Linked DNA regions of Homo sapiens: region 2 is linked to region 1. Evidence: chromatin contacts called from ENCODE Hi-C or POLR2A ChIA-PET data. All regions are on one chromosome and are shown on one strand. Each heading gives the region's core, a stretch centred on a gene start or an enhancer-like site at or near the end of the contact. The rest is flanking DNA. Distances are from core to core; before and after follow the strand shown.

Region 1 (7,052 bases), core at 256-2,755:
GCTGCTAAAAATCATTCCAAGGTAAAAAGGTCAATTCCTATCTAATGCAAAGAGAAAAGCCTGCAAGGTGGTGGGATGGTGAGACAGACTGCTGGTAGAACCTGTCTGCCTTGCTCCTTGGATTTCCTGTAATTTTGGACATTACTTAAATTAAGGCATTGAAACTGAATTACATCAACTTTATCTCAACAGAACAAATTTTGTGCAGCAGAAAACCCAATTTTGGCGGTGAAAAAGTCGTCCCAAAGACAAAGGGTCTTAAGTACATCTGACTTTTCGGAGACAGCAGCAGTGTGTCCTATTCTTTCTCTCCTGGCTCAGACTCAAAGAACTACTGCAGGCAATTCAGGTAACACTATTTCCTGGTAGTGTGATTCAGGTAACTGGAGAAAAAGGAAAATGCTTAAAGCAATAAACTAGTATAAAAGGGAACCTTCTGGAGTCCCGTAATAGCCAGTGAACTAGAAACTCTTGATATTTTATAGATACTGACACCAGTAGGGGAGCCAGGAGCCAAGTGCAACACCAGCCAAGGGTTGGAAGCAGGCAGAGAGAACAGTCATTGCCTGATCCTCTTGCTTCCACCGCAAAAGAGCGCCCCCACCCCAATACTCTCGTTCCTTAAAATGTCCCTATCGGGACCCACGCAGAAATACCCCCTCTCCCCTACAGTAACTCCGTACAATCCCAAATACCCTGCCGGAGTGTGACAGGCTGCGTCCACTTACTGAGCTGTCCCCCGCCCGACGCTGTACTCGGTTCCCGACCTCCAGCGCCCCCAACGCCGGCTGCTCCAGGGACCCCTGGCGCCCCCATCCCCGGCGGGGTTCCACTTTGCCTCTCGAAGTTGCCTGGATTGGAGAAGTAGTCGCGCAGCCGAGGCAGCTCCCGGCCACTCTCTAACAGCTCGGTATGCAGCTCCAGGGCGGTCAGCAAGTATTGATCGCGCAACAGCTGAGCAGCGATCGCATCAATTGATAATCGGGCCGGGGTCTCCCCGGTGCCCCCCAGGGCCACTGCAGCCGCCGACGCCTCCCCAGGGAGCCCTGGCCGCGCACTGCTTCCTAAGGCCACGGGATCCTGTGGCGACAGCGAGCCCGCAGAGCCAGGATCTAGGCCACTTCCGGCGCCCAGCCGAAGTACTGCCCGCCGTTCCTCTGTTGCAGCTACCTCGTCATCGTCCTCATCCGAATCACTGAGAAATGGATTCACGCCGCCACCACTGCCACTACCTCCAGGCGCCATCGCCGCCATCTTATCCTGTCAGGAGTGTGGGCGCCTCCCTGACTGGTTCCGACGGGCCGCAGCCCGAATCCTCTAGGCCTCAGGGGACACAGCGCACCTCCACAGCCCCGGCCTGACCACGTCCTGCCTCCCGACTTAGAGACAAGGAGTACGCTCCAAGGCAGGAGATCCGGATGCAGCTGCACCTGATGCCTCAGCCTCTGCTGCACCAGCAGCCCGGCTCTGCAGGCGTCTTCCTGGTCTCCAGTCTCGCGAGAACTGGAGCGTGCCCCTGCCCCTCTCCCCGATCTAGCCCCGCCCCAGCCCCGCCCCAGCCCACTTCAGCTCCGCCCATTCCCAGCGCCAGATAGCAAAGATTGAAGGCCCCGCTCTCCGCTCAAAAGCAAAACTCCACCCACGACTCCTCCATGATTGGTCAGAGAAGGAAGGCGTGGAGCGGACTGACGGGAGACTGGCCCGAGAATTATCGCGATAGCAGCAGCGGCCGGGCAGGTATTGGGGGCGTTCCGGAATTGAGGGGTGGTTGTAGTGGTGGCTTAGGAATACCCTCCCGGCTATCGCTTCAGTGGGTAGAGGGGACCACTGCCCGAGAGCTTTAATGGAGCTGGGTCCTGCCTTCGCGCTGAGGAGCCCTCGTTTTCGAGATCAGGCCTGACCGGGATAAGCTCCAGGTAAAGTTCAGGGACCAGTGCGCGGAGGGTGTCGGCGCCCAAACTGTGGTGTCGCGCCCGCGGACGCGCTGTTTCCCTACTGCGCTGCACTTTTTCTCGCTATTTGCTGCCAGTGGTGACATTTTGTCCCCATGGATAGCAAGTGCCCAGGCCTGTAGTCGGAATGTGACTTCCTTTCTTTTCCCTTCTCTGCCACATGCTTGCACACTCGGGAGGCCTAGCGACAGCACGACTTCTCAGCCCCGGAGGTGGTCCTGCCTGTGGGTGGGGACGGGGGCTGGAGAGACTAAACGGAAAAGGGAACGCTGAGGTTGGCATTTGCCTGGATCTGGGAACATCGTCGAGTTGGAAAACAAATTGTTAGGTACTCAATAAACGCTTAGGATTTAATACACGATTTACACAACAGGGACCCTTCAGAATATCTAATGCTGTCTCACCAGTAGACAGATAAGTAAACTTAAGCCAAGAGTGGTTGTTATAAAATCAGCTCCACGCCGGGCGCGGTGGCTCACGCCTGTAATCCCAGCACTTTGGGAGGCCGAGCCGGGCGGATCACGAGGTCGGGAGTTCGAGACCAGCCTGACCAACATGGTGAAACCCCTTCTCTACTAAAAACACAAAAATTAGTTGGGCGTGGTGGCGCAAGCCTGCAATCCCAGCTACTCAGGAGGCTGAGGCAGGAGAATCGCTTGAACCCCGGAGGCGAAGATTGCAGTGAGCCGAGGTCGCGCCACTGCACTCCAGCCTGGGCGACAGAACGAGACTCCGTCTCAAAAAAAAAAAAAAAAAAAAAAAAAAATCAATTCCGCTAATAAGGAGTCAAAGGAATTAACATCATTTCTCTTATGTCCCAAACGATTCTTTATCCACTGTCTCCTGCAACATTTCTGACTCGTTCATGCAGGCTAGAATCAAGGTTTTGGAACTTAGAACTATTTTAAAAGTTGAATGCTTCAGAGAGTTTTGATTTTTTTGATGAAATGTTAGCATATAAAGTACATATCCTAAGTTTAGAAGATCAACGTTTATCTTTTATGTCATTCCTTGATTATGATCTGAAAAGGTAAAGGAATTTCCAGTCAATACAATTAGACTGCTATTTCTTATGGCTCCTATTTTTTTCACACACAAATGACCACTTTTCCAGGCTTTAGATTTCCTTTCTTAGTGTACAGGTAAGTGACATATTACATTCAGTGTGTAGTAAACATTCCACAGTAAAGTATCTCCCGTTAGCTCCATGGAAAAATTAAAATAGACGATTCTTACATAACCTTAGGTCAGGTTATTGGTTTACATGTAAAAGTATGCCAACAGTTAAGAGTAGGCTTTAATTTCAATATACCCAGGCTCAATAAACTAAAATTTTCATTTGAATGGGGATTTGGGTTTTTAAAATTTTATTTTTGCTAGAAGTTTAAAAAAAAAGTACCAAGAATTTAAACTATTTTTTTATAGGACATTAGTTCCCAATGTTTTAATGATAAATAGTTTTCTGTGCCATATATTAAAAGTAAAACATGGGGAAAAAAATCCCCCCAAATAGAATTGAAATGGCAAATACTGTATCCTGTTAGAGATTTCTTAGCAAAAGGGATTGCTGATCCGTATTTTAGTTGGATTTTCCAGAGAGATTAAAATGGAACCAATTTCTGGAATCCAGGAATGGAGGATTAGTGAATGGCATGGGAAGGGCATGATTAGAAATGGATTGTTTATATACAATATTTCCATCTCCATGATTGGGAAATTGAGAAATCTCCTGCATTTAGGATTCCTGAAGAGGATTATGCTTATAAGATAGAAAAGCTTAAGTTCAGATCCCAATTCTACTCATTATTTATTGTGAGACCTTGAAAAAGTTACCTAACTTCTCAGCCTCACTTGCATTCGTCTATCAAAGGGGATAAGGAAAGTACACAGAATTGAGAATGTTCTTGTCCCAGTGCCTGGTACCTGCTACACAATAACTATTACTGTGGTCACTTATTAATTATTGAAATATTAGTATGTGTTGAGAACATTTGACAAGTGTTTAAAAATAAAACTAATATCAATCGTTTTGGCAGTGCAAGCCTGAAAAAGCAATTAAGTCAGTAGGGCTGAAGGGAGTATCTTTAATTTGGGGTCTCAGTTCTAAAACACAAGTTGAAAATAGATTTAAAATGTTTCCTCAGAGTTGTAAGAACTTGCATGTAGAGGAATTCTTCCCATACAAATCTGTGGTTTTCTGCTTCTATTTCTGCCTCCTATCCTATAACCATGAACTTGTGTGTTTGATCTTGTAAGCCCATTAGAAATCAACTGCCCAGTCTTCCCAGTATGTACTTTTCTTTTCCACAATACACAGAGGTTTGGTTATTCGTGAATAATGTATAAGTAACACACACTGGAATATTAAAAATTACCGATCACTACTTATAATAATGTATTATTAATAGTGTTGGGAAATTTCCTTTCTACTTAGTAAGATTTTCATTAATCTAGGCCCTTACAACTAATGTTTCATCTGACTAATGATAGTTATTAAAGCTTGTGCCTTAGCAATGAAGATGTAAAAGATGCCTTTTTTCAAAGCACGTCAATCATTTTAGTATTTAAAAAATTATTTTAGGTTTTAATAGTCTTAAAAGAACCACAAGTAATATTCTGAATGCAAGTTTTGGTTGACTTGAGGTTTTAGTAATACCTCATGTTTTATTGTTTTTCAGTGTGTGGTAAACATCCACAGATAAACTAGATAACTTGTATTGGTACATGCATATATCTTTTTAAAATTTTAATAGTTATGTGTTTGTTTTGGAGGTATTTCTTTTTCAATAAATCTGAATAAATTGTGATTTTCTTTAAAGAGAAGTATTAAGTAATATTTAGTATTAAGCAATTAAACTAATTAAAATAAGTAGTTAGTGAATGCTGATATTTTGTAATAACTGCAATTTTATTTACATTAATAGTAAATTACTTTATCATAAAAGGTTTAGTTTTTTTTTTTTTAAAGTATTTTCAGTCTTCACATCTTGTTCTGGAGGAACAAAAACAGAAGCAGGGCATCCTCTAGTGGCTGTAGTGCATATTGCATTTACCCTTGAAATGATAATTCTAAATAATTTATTCAGCAAACATTTGAGTCCTTACTAAGTGCATAAGACTCTGATGGGTGTTGGAGATGCCCCGTCCTGCTGTCATGGAATTGTGGTGAAGTGACAGAGACAGACATTAATTCAAATAGTCGTAGACAAAGCTATGTAATTACAAACTGAAGTAAAAGTTTTCGTTTCTGACTTCACCTGCATAGTCCCTGAGGAAGTGATGCTTGAAATGGAATGTTAGGAGAGAGTGGAAGATAGGTTGCAAGTACATTCTGCAGAGAGGAATTGAGCCTACAAAGGTCTTATAGCAGTGGGATACTTGAATAAAAGAAGGGGCCAGTGATGTGAGATGTTACAAAGTAAAGGGGAGTGCTATGAGACAGGTTTAGAAAAGAAGGCAGAGGCTAGTCTATAAAAGACCTTGTTAGTCACATTAAGGATTTTAGTCTAGATTAGTAGGTGAAAAGGCACTGGAGAGTTTTTTTTTTCCAGCTGTGACTTCATTTTTAAATTTATTTTTTAATATACGATTTTATGTATTCATTGTGTACATGATGTTCTTCAGTTTATATACATTGTGAAATGCTCAAATCTAGCTAAGTAACAAATGCATTACCTTACACATAGTTATCATTTTTGTGATGAGAAATTTGAACATCTACCCTTTTAGCAGTTTTCAAGAATACAATATATCATCATTAACTAGAGTCACCATGCTGTACAACAGAGCTCTTGAACTTATTCCTTCTATCTAACTCTAATATGAATGCTTTGATCAGTATCTCTACAATTGCCCCCCGCTGTGGAACTACCCCAGCCTCTGGTTACCACCATTCTGCTTCTAATTCAGTGGGGTCAACTTTCTTAAGTTCCACATAGGAGTGAAATCATGCAGTATTTGTGTTTCTGCACCTGGCTTATTTCACTTAGCATACCAGGCTTCAGGAACATCCGTGTTGTTGCAAACGTGTCTTTTGACTTTAAAGACAGTGAATGCTTCACAGAAGGCACTGGAGAGTTTTATACAAGGGGTAAGATGTTCAGATTTTCTTTTGAAAAAAGAAAAGCAAGTAATACTCTGGCTACATGGCAAGAAATGGATCAGAGAAGGGTTAGAGTATATAGGGGTGACCTATTCCTGCATTGCAGTAGTTCGCATAAGAGATGGTATACATCTTAAATTATAGAGGTGTCAATGGAGATTAAGACAAATGAACAGATTCAAGAAACACAAAGTGGACAATTGTTAGATTAAATAAAGGGGAAGAATAGGGTGTAAAGAACAATGCCTATTTCTCAGACTTACATACTTGGTGGGAAGGTGGTGCCACCTACTGAGATTGTGAACACTAAGGATTTAGTAGGTAGTAGACAAGGCTCATGGGAAATGTTATGAATTTGGTTTTAAACCTACTTAGTTGAGTGTCTTTGAAACGTCCATGTAGATTTATAAAGGTTCGAGTTACATATGTGGATTTGGAGCTATAATTTGTTGAGGCTTTTGCATATTAGGTAATAACTGAAGCCACAGATATGATGAAACTTGCCAGGATAGAAAGTATAGAGTGAGAAGAAAAGACAGCTGAGGACCAAGTTTTGAGTAACTCCAAAATTTAGTGATCAGATAGAGACTGTTCAACATTGGTCAGAGGTGTAGGTGAAAAATGAAAGCAGTAATGTTCATAGAAGCCAAGTGATAACAGCCTATTAAAAAGGAGAAGGCAGCCGGGCATGGTGGCTCATGCCTGTAATCCCACCACTTTGGGAGGATGAGGTAGGTGGATCACCTGAGGTCAGGAGTTTGAGACCAGCCTGGCCAACATGGTGAAACCCTGTCTCTACTAAAAATACAAAATTACCTGGGCATGATGCTGTGTGCCTGTAATCCCAGCTACTTGGGAGGCTGAGGCAGGAGAATTGCTTGAACCCGGGAGGTGGAGGTTGCAGTGAGCCGAGATCGCGCCACTGCACTCCAGCCTGGGCGATAGATAGGGCGAGACTCTGTCTAAAAAGAAATAAAAATAAAAAGGAGAAGGCGACT
Region 2 (7,357 bases), core at 25-2,524, 260 kb before region 1:
CTCCACGGATGTGTAAACAGCACTGGTTATTCTGCCAGCCACAGGATCTGTGATCCAGGCATCGTGGGCGTTTCAAAATAAGTGTTTTGAAATTTACCGCCCACACCTGCCATCTCCCTGCACCCACTGAATTTCAACACTGGTCTGGTGGTGCAATATTGATATTCCCCTGGCAAAAACTCCTTCCTGGAGGCTATGGGATGGGGTAGGCTTCTTGGTAGCAGTTTCCCTCAACTGCATGATCACCTCCCTGCACTGATTAGACAGTGTATGGCCAACCTGTCAATAAATTTGATTTAAAAATTTATTTCCTGGCTGAGCACAGTGGCTCATGCCTATAATTCCAGCACTTTGGGAGGCCGAGGTGGGAGGATTGCTTGAGACCAGGAATTAAAGACTGGCCTGAGTAATATAACGAGACCCCATCTCTACAAAAACATTTAAAAATAAAAAAAAAATTAGCCAGGCATAGTGGTATGTATCTGTAGTCCCAGCTACTCGGGAGACTGAGGCGGGAAGATTGGTTGAGCCCAGGAGGTTGAGGTAACAGTGAACTCTGTCTGATTGTGCCACTGCACTCCAGCCTGGGTAAGAGTGAGACACTCTCAAAAAAGAAAAAAAAAAAAAAAAAAAGAGAAAAGAAATAAAAAACTACAAATAGAAAAAAAATGAAATTAAAAAAATATTTTCTCCATAAAAAATTTTGCCAGGCCATATATTTTTCTCTTTGGCTCTTTTCCCAAAGTCATCCCTCTGATACTACTTGCTGGAAGCCCCAACAAGAGCACAAATTTGTCAATAATTTTCTCAGTTTCATTTAAAATGATGATTGACCTTCCCACCCCAGCCTGATTTCTTTCGGAGCGATCTAATTTCTTTGGAGACCTGTGCCTGTGGACTCGTGTTAATCTGTTAATTGAGTTAGACTGCTGCCAGAACATCACAAGCCCTTCATTTGAGCTCTATCCTGTGTCAAACGGTGAAACGCTGGATGTAATGAACCTATATTGGTTGAAAAAATGAGAGCTGATGAATTATCACCCAAATGTGATACTGATGACAGTAAATCCTTTGGAGGGGATGGCATGTCAGCCTCAGAAGTGCAGAGCTCATGGACCAGGCTGGCAGTGGGAAGGTTGGTGACTTCTAAGCAGTGTCACCTTCTGGAAGCTCTGACACTCAGCAAGTCAGTGCCAGGCGGAGAGGCATGACTCAGCACCCTGGCTCACCCCTCATAGACATTCTCCATGCCCCAGGATCGCAGTTTCAGTGCTATTCCCTGTGACTCAGCTGTCACGACCTCTTTGGGCAAGTTCCACCGCACGTTTTGTGGGCCAGGGCTCTTAATCTGAGTGCAAAGGCCTTATCAGCCAAGCAGATGGACCAGCAGCTGCCACTTCCCAGGGAAGCCAGGATTTACCCCTGGGTCAGCGGGAAAGGGTTTCCTGCGAGGATACCACGTGTAAAGTCCTTTGGGATGAAAGGCATTCTGAGGATGTGAGTTATCACAGCGGAGCTCACCAAGGCTTCTCCAATTTGATATAAATAACTCTGCATTGGCAGCAGATGGGAGGAGAGCCAACTAGTAATGAATACTAGGACAAACAAACAGGCCTCCGGGATGCCGGCCCAGCCTCTCCAAACCACAGTTGGCAACAGTTGGAGGTGGTGGTGGGCGAAGCTGTACCGGCAACATTGCATTAATCACTTATGAGTGAAGGGAGGAAGCGCTCCAGAATAACGGAAGTGCAAATAATTAGCAAAGGCCACACCACATAGGACTAGAAAGGGCATAACTGGGAAGCATGTTAATTTGCCTGACTTGATGTTTAGCTATTAACCAGCAAATCAGTAGTGACATAAAGGACCCTTCCTACTTACTAAGCTCTGTGTTTCAGAGATAACAGAGAGGGATGACACAGTGGTTGCACCACCCCACCCCCAACACAGAGCAACAACTCAATGGAAACAGAGGGAAAGCAAGTCTAGCGGTGCTGCATACAATAGCTAACTCCTGCAAAAAACAGACTCCTTATTGTATTGTTGGGGTGATATTAAGTATGGGAGGAAAAAGTGAGATGATTCCAAAGTGGGAACATTGGGGATGTGAAAGTTGTCAGAAGCAAAATGGAGTCACTAAGGTTAAGAAAACTCTGACAAACAGATCCAAGGAAGGCCATGAAGAGAGGATTCTCACACTTGTATGCCTGACCACGAAAGACTACAGAGACCACAACTTTGTACCAAGACCGTCACAGCCTTATACAACAAATGCTTCTGTAAGGACGTCTGCCCAGCAACTGCCTCTCCAGCCTTGGACGGGTGTCACCCTTGTTGTTGATCTTTTAGCCAGGGATAAGTATTTCAGAACAATTATGTAATCCCCTTCATTTTTTCCTTTAAAAATCCTTCTCTTCCTTTACCTCCCTGAATATGCACATGGTTTACCTATGGCACAGGTATTCACATTGCAATGCTCTGTTCCCAAGTAAACATCTTTTCTTTTAGACAGCCTCTCTTTGTTTGTTATTTAGATTGGTGGGGAACAAGCAAATATAAAAGACAGAGTTGCCTAGAGCTGAGATGCCAGGATTAGCCGTGCATTGATTGGGCTAAGCCATGGGCTGCAGTGAAACAGAGTGGGGAAGAGAAAGGGAGACTCTCGTTCGGCTGGGATAGTGCTCCCGGCTCTCAGGAGAAGCAAACCCAAGTCCTCCTTGGATAAAAGCATCGCCATCTTAGGTTCTCAGGGTTCCCATACATTAAGATCAACAAAATGAGTTCAGAATCAAATAACATGAAAAACACAAGCAAACAGGTTACCATGAGTGAGAATCAGCAAAAACAATCAACAACAGAATTAAACCCCCTTCCTTCGGGTAATGAAATTATCAGACTCAAAATACAAAATAACAGTGGATAAAATGTTTAAAACCTGAAAAAAAGGAATCTCAAAAATAATCAAGCAATAAGAGATCACAAAAATTACCTAGATTTTGAAAAAGACAAAATTGAAATTTGAAAACAGAATTGGCCGAGTGTGGTGGCTCACGCCTGTAATCCCAGCATTTTGGGAGGCTGAGGTGGGTGGATCATCTGAGGTCAGGGGTTCGAGACCAGCCTGGCCAACATGACAAAACCCCGTCTCTACTAAAAATACAAAAATTAGCTGGGCGTGGTGTTGGGTGCCTGTAATCCCAGCTACGCGGGAGGCTGAGGCAGGGAGAATCACTTGAACACTTGAACCCGGGAGGCAGAGCTTGCAGTGAGCCGAGATCTGCACTCCAGCCTGGGTGACAGAGTGAGACTCCATCTCAAAAAAAAAAAAAAAGAAAAGAAAAGAAAATAGAATTGCAAAAATTAAAAAAAAAAAAAGTCAATGGGTGGGTAAACAGCAAATTAGGTGAGGTGGGGGTGGTCTCAGAGGTGATGGAGGGCAGGTCCTGGGGGCTTTGCAGGGTCATAGAGGATGGTGCCAGGAAGCAATCACACTTTTGAGTACACTTGAGAGTTCTATAAAAGCCCATTAAATTATTGCAGAAAAGGGCTACATGATGACTGTTTGCACTAAGATTCTTTTGGTGCTGTTATGAGATTTGGTTTGTCTTTAATTTAGGCACACTGCTGAATGTGTGATCAATATTTAGTAATTATGTACAAATAGTCCCTGTTATAAATCAGAGTTGTTATTGCTGCCTTAAGCTTTGGCAACAAGCTGCTTCTTGGATATCGTGCCGTTTTCCTGGTGTCAGCTGCCTCAGTCAGCACTCAGCACTGTTCTCATACAAACCTGCATGTTGCAGTTAGTAGGAAACGTCTTGTTAAGGAGGGCAGACGCTGCCTTCCCAACGTGGCTAGGGTAGAGCTTCAGCACCTTTCTTCCCAGTGGGAGAATCAGGCCTCCGTCCCTAAATGCAGAATTCCAGCCAGAGGCTGTGAGGTTTTGTCCAGGCCCTCATGACTTCTTGCACAAAACTGTCCTAGGAACTTTGGGGGCTACAGTCACTCAACTCAAAAAGAAAATTCTGCTTCCTTCAAGGTCAAGGTGTATTAGTCAGAGTTCTCTTCAGGTACAGAACTAATAGGATAGATGTATATTTGAAAGGGAGTTTACTAAGGAGAATTGACTCACACGATCACAAGGTAAAGTCCCACGATAGGCTGTCTGCAAGTTGAGGAGCCAGGAAGCCAGTGGTGGATCAGTCCGAGTCCCGAAACCTCAAAAGTAGGGAAGCCGACAGTGCAGCCTCCAGTCTGTGGCCAAAGGCCCAAGAGCCTCTGGCAAACCACTGGTGTAAGATCAAGAGTTCAAAAGCTGAAGAACTTGGAGTCTGATGTTTGAGGGCAGGAAGCATCCAGCACTGGAGAAAGATAAAGGCCGGAAGACTCAGCAAGTCTGCTCTTCCACCTTCTCCTGCCTGCTTTATTCTAGCTGCACTGGCAGCTGATTAGATGGTGCCCACCCAGATTGAGGGTGGGTCTGCCTCTCCCAGTCCACTGACTCGAATGTTAATCTCCTTTGGTGCCTCACAGACACACCTAGGAACAATACTTAGCATCCTTCCATCCAATCAAGTTGACATTCAATATTAACCATCACAAAGGGCATCACAAGTAAACCCAGAGCTGAAGTCAGAGTGCCTGCCCCAAGTAATAATACCTGCAGCCCCTCCTGCAGGTTGGCACAGACTCTAGCCCTCAGTAGACTAATCCCTGACTCACTTCATCAGGTGTGGCCCTTGTGCTTCCCCAGGTGTGGACCTGGGCTCATGTTCATCAGAATCACCTGTGTGCTTAATAAAACTGCAGCCTCCAAAGCCTCACTCCGGCCTACTGAGTTCCTCTTCTGGTTGGAGTCAAGGAATCTTGCCTTCTGACAAGCACCCTGTTTGTATTAGTCTGTTTTCACATGCTATAAAGAACTTCCCTGAGACTGGGTAATTTATAAAGGAAAGTTTTAATTTACTCACAGTTCTGTATGGCTGAAGAGAACTCAGGAAACTTACAATCGTGGTGGAAGGGGAAGCAGCAGTGTCTTCCATGGCGGCAGGTGAGAGAGAACAGGCCAGGGGAACTGCCGTTTATAAAACCATCAGATCTCATGAGAACTCACGCACTATCATGAGAACAGCATGGGGGAAACTGTCTCCGTGATCCAATCACCTCCCACCAGGTCCCTCCCTCAATACATGGGGATTATAATTTGAGATGAGATTTGGATGGGGACACAGAGCCAAACTATATCACTGTCCTAGGTCAGTTTCCTAGAACCAGAGCTAAGATGGGAATTCTTGCGAACCTTATTGACTGGGGAAGCATTGCCCTTTGAAGGAGAGTGAGGGAACAGGATAGGGCAAGGGAAGCAAGTTAAGCAAGGGTCTGGTCCTCAATGGAGACTGGCTCCAGCCCAGTCCCATGGGGCGCTCCAGAACACAGACCGCACCTCGTAGTTGTCCCATCTTGACACAAGGGGAGTGGCATTTTGTGCCCTGTCATTGTACCCAAGCAAAGGTTATCCTCTGCTCACAAACTGCTACCTGCAGAAGCAGGCTGTTAATATGTGTCAGGAGTAGCCCCCCAGGCAAGATAATCCCCCTATGCCAGGACAGTTGAGTGGAGCAGCTCTCAGCCCCTAGCAGCCAACACTCACAGCAGACCCTCAGCAATCAATTCACATCCCCAGGAGATTCAAGCTAGAGCAAGATGGCTTGGCCAATAAAGCTGAAGAAAGCCTCAAATCGACATACTTTTCCTTCTTCTCCCATGGGGAACTAGACTAACTCAGCAGCCAACCAAGACAAAAGGGTTCTTTATGGAGTGGTGTCCTCATAATCACATTTGTTTCTTGCCAAGGCAATTTCAGCTGCCTAAACCTGTACCACACAGGCAAGAGAATCCAGATGTTGTCATGAGCCAAGAGAGACTCCATGATAGGAAAGCCTATATAAGGGGCCAGCACCCTGGAAGTACCCCATCCCTTCGTTATCTAGTTAGAGAGAACTGTTGCCTGGCACAGTGGTTCGTGCCTGTAATCTCAACATTTTGGGAGGCCAAGGTGGGAGGCTCTCTTGAATTCAGGGGTTTGAGACCAGCCTTGGCAACATAGCAAGACCCCCTCTCTACAAAAAATAAAAAATTAGTTGGGCACGGTGGTGCACACCTGTGGTCCCAGCTAGTTGGGAGGCTGAGGTGGGAGGATCATCTGGGCCTGGGGGGTCGAGGCTGCAGTGAGTCATGATCGTGCCACTGCATTCAGCCTGGGCAACAGAGTGAGACCCTGTCCACCCCCAAAAAAAGGATGAAGATTTTTTAAAAAGAAAGTAAACAAAGAGAGAGAAAAAACTGTCATCATTGGGCAAGCAGACAGCGAAATTGATGCCAGCCACACACATAAGGCTTCTATTTGACTTCTTAGAATCAGTAGGGAAAAATATCAATTTTATCTCAGGATTTTATCTCCTAATACTGTCCTCAAAGCCTTTGCTTCTGACCCAGCGCACATCAGAAGAGGGCTTACTAGCTGCTGCTTTTAAGGATAAATCGGTGTGTCCGAAGCCCTGTTGTCTGCCTCCCTACTTCTTCCAAGCAACACTAATGTACCCCTGTTTCCTCCTGAACTGGGCCATGCACATGCCAAACTGACACCTGACACATGTCAAATTCTCCTATAGATCATTATGAGAAACCCACATACCCCCCTTCACTCTTGCCTTTGGTTCAAAATAAATTAAAAACTGAAGACAAAGAATCTAACAGGAAATGAAAACAAAAACCTAATTTACCAAAATAGCTAGTCATTTACCCCCTGGAGGTATGAGTGGCTCACGCCTTGCTCTGAATCAGGGCATTGAATAAGAAACGCATGTGTTAAATATATATTTCAGCTTTACCTCAGACAGATGACTAATGGTGTTGTGCTGTGTTTTGTTTTGTTTTTTGTTAAACCCACAGAGATAATTATTTACTCAATAAAATTTAAACTGTTATCATAGCATAATTGGAAGTCGAGGGTAGTCATTTTCTCTCCCCGCCCCCTCCCAGCTGCAGGTGACATGGTCATATATTAGACAACATGATTATTAGTTTGCTTCTACAGTTTTGTGAAAAATTAATGGAGGGGAACTCCACAGGGCCTCATCTTCAGCAGCCTCCCTGTAGGTGCTTCTGTCCTCTCCCAACCTGAATATCCCTTATTTCTAACTGATCCATGTTCACTATCCCCAGGAAAAGGGACTATTTTACAGGCTTGCTATTTAGGGGAGAAGAAGCTGGCCATCTGTAAGCTCTCTTCTTTTTAATTTACCAGCTTTTAAGGGCTAGGAACAGTTTTGAACCATCCAAGTGAACCACTGGGTAT

What was found. Hi-C counts contacts between places; a loop is a spot of excess contacts on that map. ChIA-PET counts read pairs that join two places held with the same protein, here RNA polymerase II (POLR2A). Pooled maps may share reads with other maps.
Region 2: a pooled map shows a loop between it and region 1 (2.4-fold over the local background). The contact joins the enhancer-like site here to the promoter of RELCH in region 1. A Hi-C loop is called at or near these places in 4 of 50 pooled maps. POLR2A ChIA-PET finds 5 or more read pairs at or near these places in 2 of 52 experiments (activated naive CD4-positive, alpha-beta T cell and naive thymus-derived CD4-positive, alpha-beta T cell).

What each region holds. Positions count from the first base shown.
Region 1 is chr18:62,181,708-62,188,759 of GRCh38, reverse strand. It overlaps RELCH (RAB11 binding and LisH domain, coiled-coil and HEAT repeat containing), which reads right to left and starts at 1,505. Exons shown (of 29, transcript NM_001346231.2): 1 at 729-1,505. The coding sequence starts at 1,254. It overlaps PIGN (phosphatidylinositol glycan anchor biosynthesis class N), which reads left to right and starts at 1,704. Exons shown (of 31, transcript NM_176787.5): 1 at 1,704-1,916. RefSeq lists silencers at 820-1,039, 1,990-2,202 and an enhancer at 1,190-1,399.
Region 2 is chr18:62,445,173-62,452,529 of GRCh38, reverse strand. No RefSeq gene overlaps it. Among named protein-coding and RNA genes, the nearest start is that of ZCCHC2, 74 kb to the left of the region's middle. Within about 2 kb of position 1,274, at least 24 of the 41 ENCODE cell types and tissues checked have a DNase peak (open chromatin) inside an H3K27ac peak, as active enhancers do.